Linked DNA regions of Homo sapiens: region 2 is linked to region 1. Evidence: read pairs that join two places in POLR2A ChIA-PET (ENCODE). Cell type or tissue: A673. All regions are shown on one strand. Links, peaks and the distances in the headings refer to the core of each region. The heading gives the core; the rest is flanking DNA.

The links. Peaks named below come from ENCODE experiments on the same cell type or tissue, not always from the same donor. Only the 100,000 strongest peaks of a DNase experiment are listed, where the experiment ranks them.
Region 2: POLR2A ChIA-PET joins it to region 1 with 10 read pairs; 1 of 35 experiments calls an interaction of 5 or more read pairs at or near these places.

The regions. Positions count from the first base shown.
Region 1 is chr15:78,103,828-78,110,852 of GRCh38, reverse strand. CIB2 (calcium and integrin binding family member 2) reads left to right here. Exons shown (of 6, transcript NM_006383.4): 4 at 1,471-1,618; 5 at 4,919-5,114; 6 at 5,521-6,247. The coding sequence ends at 5,542. SH2D7 (SH2 domain containing 7) reads right to left here. Exons shown (of 6, transcript NM_001101404.2): 6 at 6,491-7,025. Among named protein-coding and RNA genes, the nearest start is that of SH2D7, 15 kb to the right of the region's middle. RefSeq lists an enhancer at 6,756-6,825. In A673, for the core only: a CTCF peak has its summit at 2,334 (motif pointing right); a DNase peak (open chromatin) is centred at 2,372.
Region 2 is chr15:78,317,916-78,324,940 of GRCh38, reverse strand. No RefSeq gene overlaps it. Among named protein-coding and RNA genes, the nearest start is that of CRABP1, 19 kb to the left of the region's middle. RefSeq lists enhancers at 2,063-2,646, 4,989-5,574. In A673, for the core only: no CTCF peak of the experiment used is centred there; a DNase peak (open chromatin) is centred at 2,470; H3K27ac peaks cover 1,715 bases.

The DNA.
Region 1 (7,025 bases), core at 1,186-3,685:
CTTTTCTGTCTCCCCGTTGTCTGGCTGTGGCTTCTCACTGAGGTCAGCATGGTGGTCATCCATAGCATCATTTCTCAGACTTTAACGTACCTGTTAAAATTTAATTTTAAACTCCCCAGGGATCTTGTCCAAATGCCAATTCAGGCTCAGTACATGTGGAGTAGAGTCAGGATTCTGCTTTTCGAGCAAGTTCCCAGGTGAGACTGATGCTGCTGATCCTCAGACCATATATATCTGAATGTTTCGTTTCATGAGTTCCTTATCCATAATATGTAAAGTGCATTCAGCATTAAGAAGGCATTTGGGGCACAACTCCCCATTGCAGTGGGACTTCGTCAGTAGCCCCTTGCCAGGCCTGGGATGTGTGGCTTGAAGGTGGAGTCAGAGTGCTATATGGCATCCACTTGGGGCCTGCACTCTGGTTGTGACCTCAGTCCTGAGAGACAATGGGCCCCAGGCTCAGCCCTGGACCAGCACCCCGTCTGGCCCAGCAAGGGGCTCAAGAGCAAGCTCAGAGGGTTGCTGGAGCAGGTGAGACACTCATGGGTAGGACCCAAGTGGTCTGTCTCTGAGCCTCCCGCACTGGCCTGGGCTGGGCACGGAATGGCGCTAGCCAAGCGCTAGCTCAGTTGGGATGGAAGGGCTGCAGGATGAGTGATTTGGGGATCTAGGAAGGCATCCGTGTACAGCTCCCTGGGAGAGGCAGCATCCAAGGTGGTCTAGGGGAGAATTCACAGGAGCAGAGTGACAGCAGACCTGGGCCTGAACTGGCTGTATGGCTCTTGCTGCTTGACTGGTCCAGTTATCTGACCCCACATCCACCTCCCACGATCCTGGCCTGACACGGCCTGAGCTGAGGGCCACCAGTGCCCTGGGCTGTCATCTTCTTCTGCTGGGGACAGAGCCCTACACATCCAGGCAGAGCCTCTGTGTGCTCTTCTGGGTAACAGGACGAATCTGTGCTTCTGCTTCTGCTTCAGATGAGGCAGTGCCTCCAGTGATAACACACTGGCTGTGCTCAGCATTTTTTTTTTTTTTTTTTTTTGGAGACATGGTCTTGCTCTGTCGCCCAGGCTGGAGTGCAGTGGGACGATCATGGCTCACTGAAGCCTCAAACTCCTGGGCTCAAGTGATTCCTCCACCTCAGTCTCCCAAATAGCGGGACTACAGGCGTGCACCACTGTCCCTGGCTGTGCCCATCTTAATGATGTGACATGACCCAGTAGAATGCTTCCTGAGCTCTTACATGTGCCGGGCCTGGTACCAACACCTTACATACTTTAGCTCATTTAATCCCATCACAACCCAATTAAGAAGGTGTTATTATTATTCCCTTTTTACAGATGGGGAAACCGAGGCTCAGAGGGATTTGGTCACTCCTCCAGGGTCACACAGGCTGTCCACAGTCTGGCTCCGGGGCCCTCCTGCTTATCCTGCACCCACAGTGATTGCTGTGTGTGTTTTCTTCAGGAGAATCCCTTCAAAGAAAGGATCGTGGCGGCGTTTTCCGAGGATGGTGAGGGGAACCTCACTTTCAACGACTTTGTGGACATGTTTTCCGTGCTCTGCGAGTCGGCTCCCCGAGAGCTCAAGGCAAACTATGCCTTCAAGATCTATGGTAACCAGGGCTAGAGGAGGGGGCCTGAATATGCGGTGGGGGAACATGTGGGGCCCTTAGGCTGTCTGGTTACTACTGGCTCCTGCCCTAGGGACACCAAGAACAGTGAAGCTGATCTGTCCTCTGAAGAGTGCCTGTCCAGTGGGGTGGCCAAGGGAGACGATCAGTCCCTGAGAGACATCTGTGAGGGTCCTGAGAACGAAGGAGGGAGGGACTCACCCATCCCAGGTCGGGTGGTTAGTGTGAGAGGGGTCCCAGGCATGACCTTTAAGCAGGGACTAGCAGAGGCTTGGACTGGAGAAGAGGGGGCTGGCAGACCTGACAGAGGGCGCAGCCCATGCAGACACAGGGAAGCGCAGAGCTTGATAAGGAGATGGGAGGAACTTGGAAGGTGGTGGGACAGGGGGCGGTATGAGTCTGGAGAGAATCTGGGGCCAGGCTGTGGGAGCCAGCCACAGAGTTTGGACCTAGTGATCCAGACACCAGGGCCACTGCAAGGTTTCCAGTGAGGAAGGGCAGCTCTGTTTTCTAGAAGGATCACTCAGCAGCTTTGAGGTGTAAAATGGAGGAGCCAGAGAGGCTGCCTAGGCCATGGTGGTAAGGCCAGGCCTGCAGGGGGGCCTCTGGAGCCCCCCCGAATACTGCCTGAGGTAGGGCCACCTGGATTCACCCCGCCCAGCTCTGCCCTCAGGCTGGCTGTCTCACCAGCCACCAGAGGGCGGCGGGCACTCATGAGCCAAGGACTCATGCTTCTCCCACAGCCACAGGGAGAAAACTTCATACCCACGAGCTCACCCCCTCTGCTGGCCTGACAGACCCATGGGGACTGGTGTCAAATCCTCAGATAGACCTCAGTTGAGATGCCTAAGGCCTAGGAAGGGGCTGGGACCCAACTTGGACCTGAAGAGTCAAGGTCAAAGCTCCTGTCCTCAGCACGTTTGATCAGACACTGGATCCCAAAGGCAGCAGGGCCTATCAGGGGCTGACATTTTGCTTTCTTTTTTCTTTTCTTTTCTTTTTTTTTTTTTTTTTTGAGACAGAGTCCCACTGTCGCCCAGGCTGGAGTGCAATCGTGTGATCTCGGCTCACTGCAACCTCTGCCTCCCGGGTTCAAGCGATTCTCTTGCCTCAGCCTCCCAAGTTCAAACGATTCTCCTGCCTCAGCCTCCTGAGTAGCTGAGATTACAGGTGCCCGCCACTACACCTGGCTAATTTTTGTAATTTTAGTAGAGATGGGGTTTCACCATGTTGGTCAGGCTGGTCTCGAACTCCCGACCTCAGGTGATCTGCCTGCCTTGGCCTCCCAAAGTGCTGTGATTACAGGTGTGAGCCACCACGCCCAGACTGACGTTTCACTTTCTAGTTATCATGTTTATTTCAGAGGACTTTGGTTTCTGTCTGTGCACCCACGTTTTGCTTGCATATTAGAAAGAAAATACCTGCCAGTCTGCCCTCCACAAACTATGCCCACATGGCTCATGTAAAAAGCTTCTCAGATTCCACCCAACATCCGCCCGGTCTTGGACCCCATAGCATTGCTCCTGGGACGGGCTGCTGTCTGCCCAAGACAGGGGCGTGCAGATCGCATGGACCGGGTGGGCACAGGAATACATGGAAGAACTGTGGCTTCCTTGCTGCTCTAGGCTGGGGGTGGAGTGGGGAGAGGCAGCCAGGGCCCTCCTAGTCTGGCGCTGGGGAGGCCTGGGGCCTCATTTGCAACAATGATCATCTCACTTCTGAGCCTCAGTTTACTCAGGTTAAATGGCCACAGGAATTCAGCCAGCCAGCCAGCAAATCTTTCCAGAGATTTGCTATGTCCCATGCCATGGGCAGAGATGAATACTCCCTGACGCATACCCTAGAGTTGTGCCCAGGCCTCTGCAGAGATAGACAGGGCAGAGTCACCCCAAGAGCTTGGGCTCTAGGGTCCAACAATGACCGGGATGTGACCTCAGGCAGGTACCTCTCCTTTTCACCTCCCTGTTTCTTTTTTTATTTTTGAGATAGAGTCTCGCTCTGTCAACGAGGCTGGAGTGCAGTGGTGCGATCTCAGCTCACTGCAAGCTCCGCCTCCTGGGTTCACGCCATTCTCCTGCTTCAGCCTCCTGAGTAGCTGGGACTACAGGCGTCCACCACCACGCCCGGCTAATTTTTTTTTTTTTGTATTTTTAGTAGAGACGGGGTTTCACCGTGTTAGCCAGGATGGTCTCAATCTCCTGGCCTCGTGATCCACCCACCTCGGACTCGCAAAGTGCTGGGATTACAGGCGTGAACCACCGCGCCTGGCCACCTCTCTGTTTCTTCATGTGTATAGTGGAGATTCAATTGTGCCTGCCTCATAGTTTTGTTTTGAAAATTAAATGAGAAAGAGCATATAATGCTCACATGATGGGTCTTTGTCACTACCATTAATGTCAGAGTTTGCCAATGGGCAACAGAAGCTCATTTGCGGGGAAGAGGACCCTTATCGCTAGAAAGCCCCGCCACTGGGAGGTGATGTGTGAGCCAAAATTTGAAGGATGACCAGGAGTTTGCTGGGAAGGGACCCCAGGCAGAAGAAACAGCACATGCGCAGATCTGGTAGTTGGGCTCAAAATGTAAGAAGAGAGAGTTCACTTTGATGTGGCCAGGCATGGCTCGGTCCTCTGAACCATTTTGCTGTGCTTTGGGGCAGTGGTAGTGCCTTTTGCTGGGTAGAATCAAACCATGTTCCCTGCTCTGTGTGCACAAAGGCCAGGCACAGGCCCCTCTCTAAGGGTCTTTTGATTTTGAGTCTCCTGACCCACCGTGTCTTCTGGTCACACACCACTGAGGCAACGGGGTGCAGTTTAGAAAACATGGGTCTTAGAGTCCCATAGGCCCTAGTCAGAATCCCTGCTCCATCTCCGAGTGGCTCTCCCACCTTGATTCAATCGCATGGCCTTTTTGGGCCTTAGTTTCCTTAGCTCTAGAAGTCTAAAGGGAACACTGGGTCCACTGTGGGCTAAGGCCAGGAAGGGCTATCTGGCCTAAGCCTGAAGTTCTCAGGAAACCTCAGATTTGGACTTTTGACCTGCTTCAGGATGTGGTTTAGTCATTGTGGGGTTGTTGTTGGTGGTGGATGTGGGTGTTTAAGCGATGCCTGGTGGGTAAGCCCTCTTGGGGGCAGGGATCCAGTATCCCAAGAGTGTGCATGGAGATGCTCTGGGGACATCAGAAGCTGGTGGAGGTAGTGGGGCCAGCTAGGAGGAAGAGCTATAGTGTAGGGGTCCCTGGGTGCACGCAGCCTGGACTTGAACATGTCCAACCCCTGCCCTACAGACTTCAACACTGACAACTTCATCTGCAAGGAGGACCTGGAGCTGACGCTGGCCCGGCTCACTAAGTCAGAGCTGGATGAGGAGGAGGTGGTGCTTGTGTGCGACAAGGTCATTGAGGAGGCTGACTTGGACGGTGACGGCAAGCTGGGCTTTGCTGACTTCGAGGACATGATTGCCAAGGCCCCTGACTTCCTCAGGTGCTGCCACTACAGGGGCCGGGCTTGGGCAGGGCAGAGCAGGGCAGGCCGGGATGTTGGGGCTGAGGCCCCTATCACTCGCTATTTGTGAGCAGTGGTGTGCGGCCAGGAAGCAGGAGGTCACGTTCAAGCCACCCTTGCCCTAGACGTGTGACTGGCCTTTGTCCCCTGCAGGGGGAAGGTTGAAGACCTGGGGGCCCCTTCAGTGATAAGTGGGGGCAGAACTCCCTGGGCACCGCTGTTCCTCCGTCTTCCCCCAGTGTTGATTACCTGCATCCACTATGCAGGGTTCCCTAATGAGGCACTGTCCAGCATGGGGCTGGGGCCTGCTGTGCTTTTCCCTGAGGAGCCTTTACCTGCCCGACCCAGGGCCTCTCACCCTCTCTTGCCCTTTCTCTCTTTCTAGCACTTTCCACATCCGGATCTGAGGACACTGCCGAGGCTGTAGGGGCCTAGAAGTCCACCATCCTGCCCTGCAGTCACATGGGTGTGGCCTCCAAGCTCCCCAGGAAAGCAGTGGCAGCCTCTGGGGTTTACACCACAAATATATCCTGTGGCCCTTTCAGCAAAAAAAAAACCTTAACCAGGAAGGGGGCCTGTGAAGGTTAGGACCCTTCCCACAGCCCCGCTGTGGTCCAGCCCCGGGACCCATGGCCTCTCTCCAGGCCCTCCGCACCCCGCCCCATGCCCCAGTCCTTTCCTACTCCAGAAATGCTCCCCACCCCCCCAAAGAGGGAAAAGCAGATAACCCAACAGGAGGTGGTGGGGTCTGACGTGTCCAAGTGCTGGCAGACACCCTGGTCACCCAGGACAGAGCGGAAAAAAAAAAAAGAGGTCAGGGTTTTAACGAGCTATGCAATCTTTTTCCAAAACCCAAGGTTGGGCTGCTTCCCACCCCTGCCTGTTCCCCTTCTCCCGGCCTCCTTCACAATGTGAAGCTGTGGGTGCAGTGGGCCCAAGGGCTCTTGCTCCTGTCTCTGCCTCTGGGTCATGAGTACCACCCTGCCTGCCTCCCCAACACCGTGGAATCCTCACTGGTGTGCTGTCCACAGATTTGTGAACTCCTGGTAGTAAAACACTTTTGCATCCCTTTGCTCTCCATGTATGCTAATGTTAGGAAATGTTTGAGGGTACCTTTGCTTCTGATCCTTGAAATCCCACCATTGGTGTCTCACCTCTCGGCATTAGGCAGTGCCTCCTGCTTTAGGCACTAACTTTGATTTCAGTGCGTGTGCCATCGGGAGGAAAACACATTCATGCCCCGAACCTTCCGTGAATTCCCTGACAGTATCTCTGGTTAACATTTGGGAGTGCTAACCACTCAGGCACAGGGACAGTTGCTTCAGTCTCAATCCTTAAACCCCCAAGGAGGGAGGGACTCTTACAGGCCTATATTTCAGGAAAAGCTGCATAGCCAAGTGGTCACTAAGAGTAGATTTCCCACAAATGCAACCTGAGCCCGCTCTGCCCAGGGTCAGGGCAGGGAGGAGGGGCACGTATGGTGTTCTCTCTGGAGATGATCAGTCCTGTTTTCTGCATCCCAGGCCTGGGGGTTGTTGGGAGTGGGGTAGCAAGCCAGCTGTCCACCCTTATAGAGAAGGGGACATGTGGATAGGAAGGGAAGTGACACACAAAACAGGAAGTTTCCTGAGGGACAGAGTTCCAGGAAGAGCCAGCCTGACCTGAGGGTACAGCTGGAGCGAAGAGGCCTGAAGCAGAGGATGTGGCTTCTGGCCCTCCCCTCCTTTTCGCTGATGGGGCCGCAAGGAGGGGAACTGGTTTTGTTCTCGGTAGCAATTGCATGATGTCACTTGGCCAGTTAGAAAGGTGTCTGTGCTAGCACACAGCCTGCCACACATTCGGTAAGTGCTCAGTAGTGGGAGGCAGGTTCAGTCAGTCTGCCTGGGCCTC
Region 2 (7,025 bases), core at 1,452-3,951, 210 kb before region 1:
TCCCCATCTTCCCAGGGTAGTCACGCTCTGTGGTTCTCTTTGTGTGCACCTCTTCTGTGTGTTCTCGCATATGTCTGCACACTGTGGGTGTGTGTTCTGCATGCATTTCCTCAGAGTGTGTGTCGTGTATCAGCTTTGCACATTGGTCATGTGCCTCTCCTGCGTGTCTCTCTGTAGCCAGCTCCTTGCACATGTGTCCTCTATGTTGTGTCCATGTATGCCTATGTGCATCAGTCTCCATGTGTTTGTCTCTGCATGCTCTGGAATGATCCGAATGTCTCTGTGTATGTCTGTGAATCTCTCTGCCTGTGAGCTTGTATCTAAGGGCACATGTGTTCTCTGGAACAGACACTGGGCCTCTCTGCGTGGCCATGTCTGGTTCGTTCCGCTGTGGTCAAGCTGGCCCTTCCCATGGCTCAGCCGCCCTCTCCTCTCCATCCCAGTGCCCAAGGATGCTTCTTTCTGAATCCAGCCCCTCTCTACCCTCACTCCCAGCCCCAGCCAGAACCATTGCAAAAGAGGAGTTCATTCTCCATGTAGTTAGTGCAATGTGGTTGGAAACTCCCGCCTGCCCCTGCTGCTGTATCTCAGTGCTCTGCCTTGCAGGCACACCTGGCTCCTCCCTACTTCCCAGCTCTTCCCTCTCAGCACTCTCCATCTTCCATACATTCTTTCTCAGTCTGTCTGCCTTTCCCAGTATCCCTTTCTCTCCCCAGCACCCCTCACTTTTCGCTAATTCTTGAAGACTCCCGTCAGCATCACCTGCTCTGGGAAGCCTTCCCCTCTCGCCCCTTGGCAGAGTGAGCATTTCTGCCTCTGCCCTCCTACAGCCCCAGTGGCTTATCTCCACAGTGGGGTTGCGGGGTGGGGGGGGTCATCTCTAGGCCAGGACTCTCCATTTATTGAGCCCCCTCCAGAAGGTGCCAAGCACGGGGCTGCATTGTCATTTAATCTTTACAACCATCCAGTGAGATACTTGTCCTCATGGCTGCTTTTCGGATGAGGGAACTAAAGCTCAGAGAGGTTGAGGCACTGGCCCAAGGCCACACAGCTAGGAGGTAGTGCAGCTGGTTCCAAAGTCCAGACTCCTGGCACCAGGCTACCTCATGACACCCTTTTGTGGGGGTCTGCCTGGTGTGGGGCTCTGCCTGGTGTGGACCTCTGCCTGTCCCCACTGTCCTGTGAGCGTTTTCATGCTGAGAGCAGGTTTGATTTGTCTCCGTGTGCCCAGCCCTCAGCGTGGGCCCGGGTACCTAGCAGGCACTCCATAAAGGTTTACTGAATAAACGCCTGCTCTCGAAAATGACAACCTCAGCTTTCATTAGTGTGATTTATACATGTGCTGGGATCTTCTGGGCTGCAAGGCTGGGGAACGGGTGGCTATAATTTATCAGAAAACGTGGCAATTGTTCCAGCTTCTCTTTCAGTGCAAAAGGAGGAAGTAAATTGATGGCCAACAGCCCTGCAACGGGAAGGGCCTTCGATGGTGGATACCCCGATTCTTGCTAACAGAGCAGGCACATGACTGGGAGGCCCTCCAACCGTCCCCCACGTGGGCTCTCCTATCCACCTGCTGCCTGGAGGTGGCCACAGGGGGGTCAGCTGCCTCTCATCGATCATCCTGCTCAGGATGCCAAATGGTGCCTTTGAAAGTCCATAAAGAAAGAGACACTCATTCATCCCTGATCAATCACCTCTTGCTGCCCTTTGTGCGGCACGTGCAGGACACAGCACAATGCCAGCTCGTCACGGGTGCTCAATCACCATTTCGGGATTAATGGTTTTTCAGATGGGAGTCACGCCCACCTCCTTCCCCCTCATCCCCAGGCCAGGCATCTCCAGGACAATGCTGCAGTGGCTGGAGAAGCCCCCAGCTCCCTGAGGCCCTCCTTAATCGAGATTGACGGATGTGGGGCGTGTGGTCCATAGAAGCCCCGGGCTTCTGCAGGAGCCAGAGACAACTCCTCCTGGGGATGGATGGGCAGGACAGCTGCCTCAGCCTTCCCAGATGTCCAGGGGAACCCATTCTCTCTCCCGATCAATGTGGCAGCTGGGTGAGCCCCAAGAGCCCCACCTGAGGGGCCCCAAGCCTCAGGCCTCCACCAGGCCGGGTTGTCAGGCCAAATGGCCTCAGCTCAGGAAGGCCTTTGAGCTTGAGAGCTGGGGGCAGGGGCTTGCTTCTCCCTCTGCCCCCCAGTGACAAGCTCCGTGCCCCCCTTTTCCTCCTGAGGCTGTCCCAGACTGGGCTGTGAGTGATGAAGAGGGTTATCTTGGCCTATGATGGTGATTGCATTTGTGCTGATAACTTGAAAATTCATCATCATAATAAGGCCTGCCGGGCCGCTGAATGAGACGGATGGCCTCCCCACATTCCGGCAGCACCGAGCTTCCTGCTGAGCTGCGATCATGTCGTCATCTTCATGGCTCCCCGAGGCCTGCAGGATGTGAATATTTAATTAGCGTCCCTTTCCTGCTCTCTGGGGTGTTTGTAAATATGATTCATGGGCTGTATTGTTACCTCAGCTGAGCAGTCCCTGCCCCCCTCTGCGTGACAGCATCTCGGGCAGAGACAGCCGCCTGGCAGCTTAACCCCCCAAGTCCCACCCAGTGTGCACATCCAGGATTGCTGTTGGGCCCGGACACGGATCACTTCCCTTCTACAGCACCCAGGGTGGAGAATCAAACCACGTTTTCACCTTGCGTTTGGACTGCAGGCCCAGCAGTTACCTAACAGGCCTTTGAGGAAGGCCCCCCAAGACAAGAGGCCTGATTCAGGTCAGTTGTTCACAGGGAGCAGGGAATGACCCCAAGGGAAGGCACGACTTCACCCCACCCTCACTTAGATCAAATACACACAAGCAAACCAATCACTGAGCACCTTCCCACCAGCGCAAACCAGGGACCCACCTTGGCTCTGAGGGAAAGGCCTGGGGCCAGGGAGCAGGACCTGGGGTCTTGGTCTGGTCGCTGCTGCCAGCATGCTTCCTGACCTTGAGTAGGTCATCAGGCTTCAATTTTAACATCTACACACAGGCCCGGTAACACCTATTCTTTTAGGCTCACAGGGTGATGGGGGTGCTGGGGAAGCCACAGAGTTCTATGCACATTTAAGAAATGGAGCTACTCAGGAGGCTGAGGTGGGAGGATTGCCTGAGCCTGGGGATGTCAGGGCTGCAGTGAGCTGTGATTGTGCCCCTGCACTACAGCCTGGGCGACAGGATGCCATCTCACAAAACAACAAAAAATAAATAAAGAAAGAAAAAAGAAAAAAGAAATGGAACTCAGAGCTGGGAGGGCTTACATCTCTCATATACAGATGGAGAAACTGAGGCCCCAAGAGGAAAAGGAACTTGCCTAGAAGTACAGTCAGAGCAGGGGCAGACTGTAGGGCTGCTGACTCCCAGCTGGGGGATTTTTCTGCAACAGAGTTTAGAAACAAAACTATTTTATTCTTCCAGCTGTGTTCCTGCATTTGCTTGGTAGTTATTACTATAGGGAATGAAGGCAGGGCACTTCTCCCTAAGACAGAGTGCAGGCCGGGAATGTAGTGGGTTCCCCGCGTGGTGCTGCAGCTGTTGGAGGTCGTGTGGTGGGGAACAAAGGCAGTGGGGCTGTCTGGGCACACCCTCGGTCTCAGGGATCTACCGTGGAGGACTGTCGCAAGCTGCCTCTGCACCTCCCTCAGCGCCCCAGCAGGGCTGATCTTGTGGGGCACCCGCACGACGCACACAAACGGCCCTGAGACCACTGCAGGAGCTGGGCCTTCACTGTCCTCACGGGACCCACACCTCTTCGCCCCATCAGCTGCTGCGGCTCTCCAGGGCCATCTCCACAGTCCTCTCCACCCCTGCTCCCGGTCTTCCGGTCTACAGTCTTTTCTGCCTAAAACCCTTCTGCAGTGGCCCCAGCTTCAGAAATGAGTCCTCTCCCTGGCCTCAAAGGCCTTTGTGATTTGGGTCCCTCCATCCCACTTTGTCTCATTCCCTCCCTCCCACCCCTCATCCCTATTTGCCCCCCGAAACCACAGGCCCTTGTATACTTCTTTTGCTTTGCACTGCCCTCCCCTCTGTCTGCCTGGCAAAAATTCCCTCTCACAATTCAAAACCCAGCTCATGTCCCCAACTCTGGAAACATCCCTGATGCTCCAGACCCTCGCCTCTGCCCCCGCCCCCACCCCCTGACATACCATCCTCGGAGTGCTCAGCCTCAGGATTTCTAAACCTGTCTTCCTCCAGTCTGAGAGCAGCACTGAGTCGGAGACCAAGTCCTGCTCCTCTCTGTGCCCAGGGCCTAGCCCAGGGCATGGCACAGAGTGGGCATCAGTGATGTCAATGAATGAGAGGGTTTTCCAGGCAGGTTCTCTGTATGCACAGTCTCAGGTTCACAAGCTTGTTGTCCACACAGCAGCTGGTCTAGGAGCCATACTCTTCCCTCCCTCCCCAGGCCTTTGTCTGCTCTACTCATCCAGGCCAGGAGCCAGGGACCCTGGCAGATGGAGTGGAAGGAATGGGGAGGAGAAGGGCGCGGTGGTGGCTGGAGGCGCCATGCATGTGGAGCCTGGTCCCCCTCCATGCAGCTTCTCGGAGTCAGGTGGGAGGCCCTGGGATCTGAACAGCTTAGCAGGTTCCTTATCCATCCTCTTCCACTGGGGATGGGGCGGGACCCTTTGTCTGAGGCCTTTGATCAGACTCTGTGTCCTACCTTCCCCCAGGTGGAGAAAAGCAAAAATAAGATCCTGGGAAGCAGCTGGCTTTGCCAGGTGTTGAGGGTAGAGTTCCTGCCTTCACCCAAACAGGAGGCTCTTCTGGTCCCAGGTGACCTCATACCCAGCCCGAGGCCTTTGCCTACCTCCTGTCCCTTCCCCATCTCGAAACGCTGCGATTATTGATTCTGCCTTTGGCCTTTTCCTGATGAAGCCTCTGCTCCTGCCTGGCATGGGGGCCTCAGGGATGCAGAGAGTGGGTCTTCTAAGGGCAGTGGGGGCTCCCCTGCCACAGTCATTTTGGGGGGGCACAAATGAAGAACAGCAGTGGTTGGGCTGCCTGTCGTCAGGGATGGCTGGCCCAGCGGTCATTACAGCCATTCGCCCCCAGCCCATGAAGCGGGTCAGAATCCCTAACTCATTAACGACTGGCCCATCCATCTTGTCTGTCTGCACTGACACAGCCGTCGCCCCTGACAGCAGACACTGCCCTCCTGGAGGCATTACCCTCTGTGTGGGGATGAGGGGTGGGCTTGGCCGATGGGAGAAGGAAGCGTCTGTTTGGGAAATGTCCTTATTGTTTCAACCACTTTGAAGCCACAACGTGTGCATGTGTGAAGGGGAAGTCTGTTGGTGGAATTGTGTGAACAGACCGGGGTTTGATGTGGGCTGCATCACTGCCCTGCCATGTAGCTTTGGGCAAGTCCCTTCCCCTCTCGTGGATCCTCAGCAACCCCCTCTATACAACGGAGAGACCGATCTGTCTCTTGGTCCATTAGAATACAATGGATGGGGACTGCCAGCACTGCCCACTTTCAAGACACCAGGACTCTTAACCTGAAAATGGCCGCCTCCCTGATGCACACACACTGGGCTCACTTTCAAAAGCAGGCCAGTCTAGCCTGACCTGACAGGTTCACGTCCTAGGCTACAAGTCCCCACGTATGATTTGTGAAGGGCCTTTGGAAGCCAAACTAGGCATTGCCAACTTTCTGGACAGGGACAGAAGAGATCAGTCATTAGGGGGCTGTTTCCTATTGCCCAGTTGCCTGTGGTCTGCCTGGATGGGGTTTTGCTTGCTCTTGGGTAGATGTGGCTGTGGACTGTTGAGCTGTTTGTTGAGTTGATCTGTCCTGGACCTCTTCTCCTCTACCCCACAGCAGTGCTCACCACAGGCCTTCTAATGGTCAAATCCACTCCCAAGTAGCAAGTCATGTGGATGCAGAGGAGTTTCTCAGCTCAGTGTCTGGAGAGAGAGTCACAGGTTCCTAGGCTGGACTGGACCTGGGCACCTAGGGGAGACACTCCCCATTATGCATGCACTCTGCCTGCACCCCCAGGGATCCCCCAGGCAGCCCAAGCCACTGAAGGCCGGGGTCTCAGTCTGTGAGGAAGCCCCTCCTCAACTGCCTTCTCCTGCTCAACTCTGCCTTTCGGGGGCCTCTGGCCTGGACCCAGGGTTCCAATACAGAAATGAGAGAGAAACTATGAATGGCCCATGCCTCCCCCTCCCCAAGGTTCCTGCCTCTGGGGCCTCCAGCCTTTCCTGATGGGACACATTTGAGTCCCATCCTCATGCTAGTCTCCCTTCGGGGAATGTTCATGTTAACCAATATCCCTCTTTTTAAAGACATGCATATATTTTAAAAATTAAAATATTGTATAGAAAAATGGAACAAAGAAATCCACTGTTTGCAGCTTTGCATTTCCTTTCAATTTCCTCCTCCACATCTGTTAAGGGGTGATCACACAGCATACAATTATAAACCGTGTTATTTTGTCTTGGTTTTATAGCCCAAGCCATTTCCAGTCTGATATCTGATATTCATTTTTTTAATGTTTGAAAATAATGCAATGGAATGAGTCAATATCATCAAGTTTTCCATTCACCCCCAAAATACTCTATAAAATTCAAGGCCAAGCAACATGCTAACAAGATTTTTCATATTTGACAGATTGGCTCTAAAATTTATATGAATGAATAAATATACAAGGATAACCAAGAGAGTTATGAAAAGGAAGAATAAAGAGGAGGAAATTTTTCCACCAGATATAAAAATTATCCTAAAGCTTTAGTGTTTTAAAACCATGGAAATTGGCACAAGAGTAAAAAAACAGATTGATAGAATAGAATTAAGAGTCCAGGGACATATCACCTGTGCATATATAGAAATGCAGGACATAAAAAAGGGGCACTTCAAATGTAAATCCTTGTGTATAATATTCAAACGTTCCAGAATTAATTAAATACCTAAGTCTCCTCCTCCCCTTTCCAGCCAGCTTCAGGTCTTCGGTGTGAACAATCCCATCACATGGATGTACA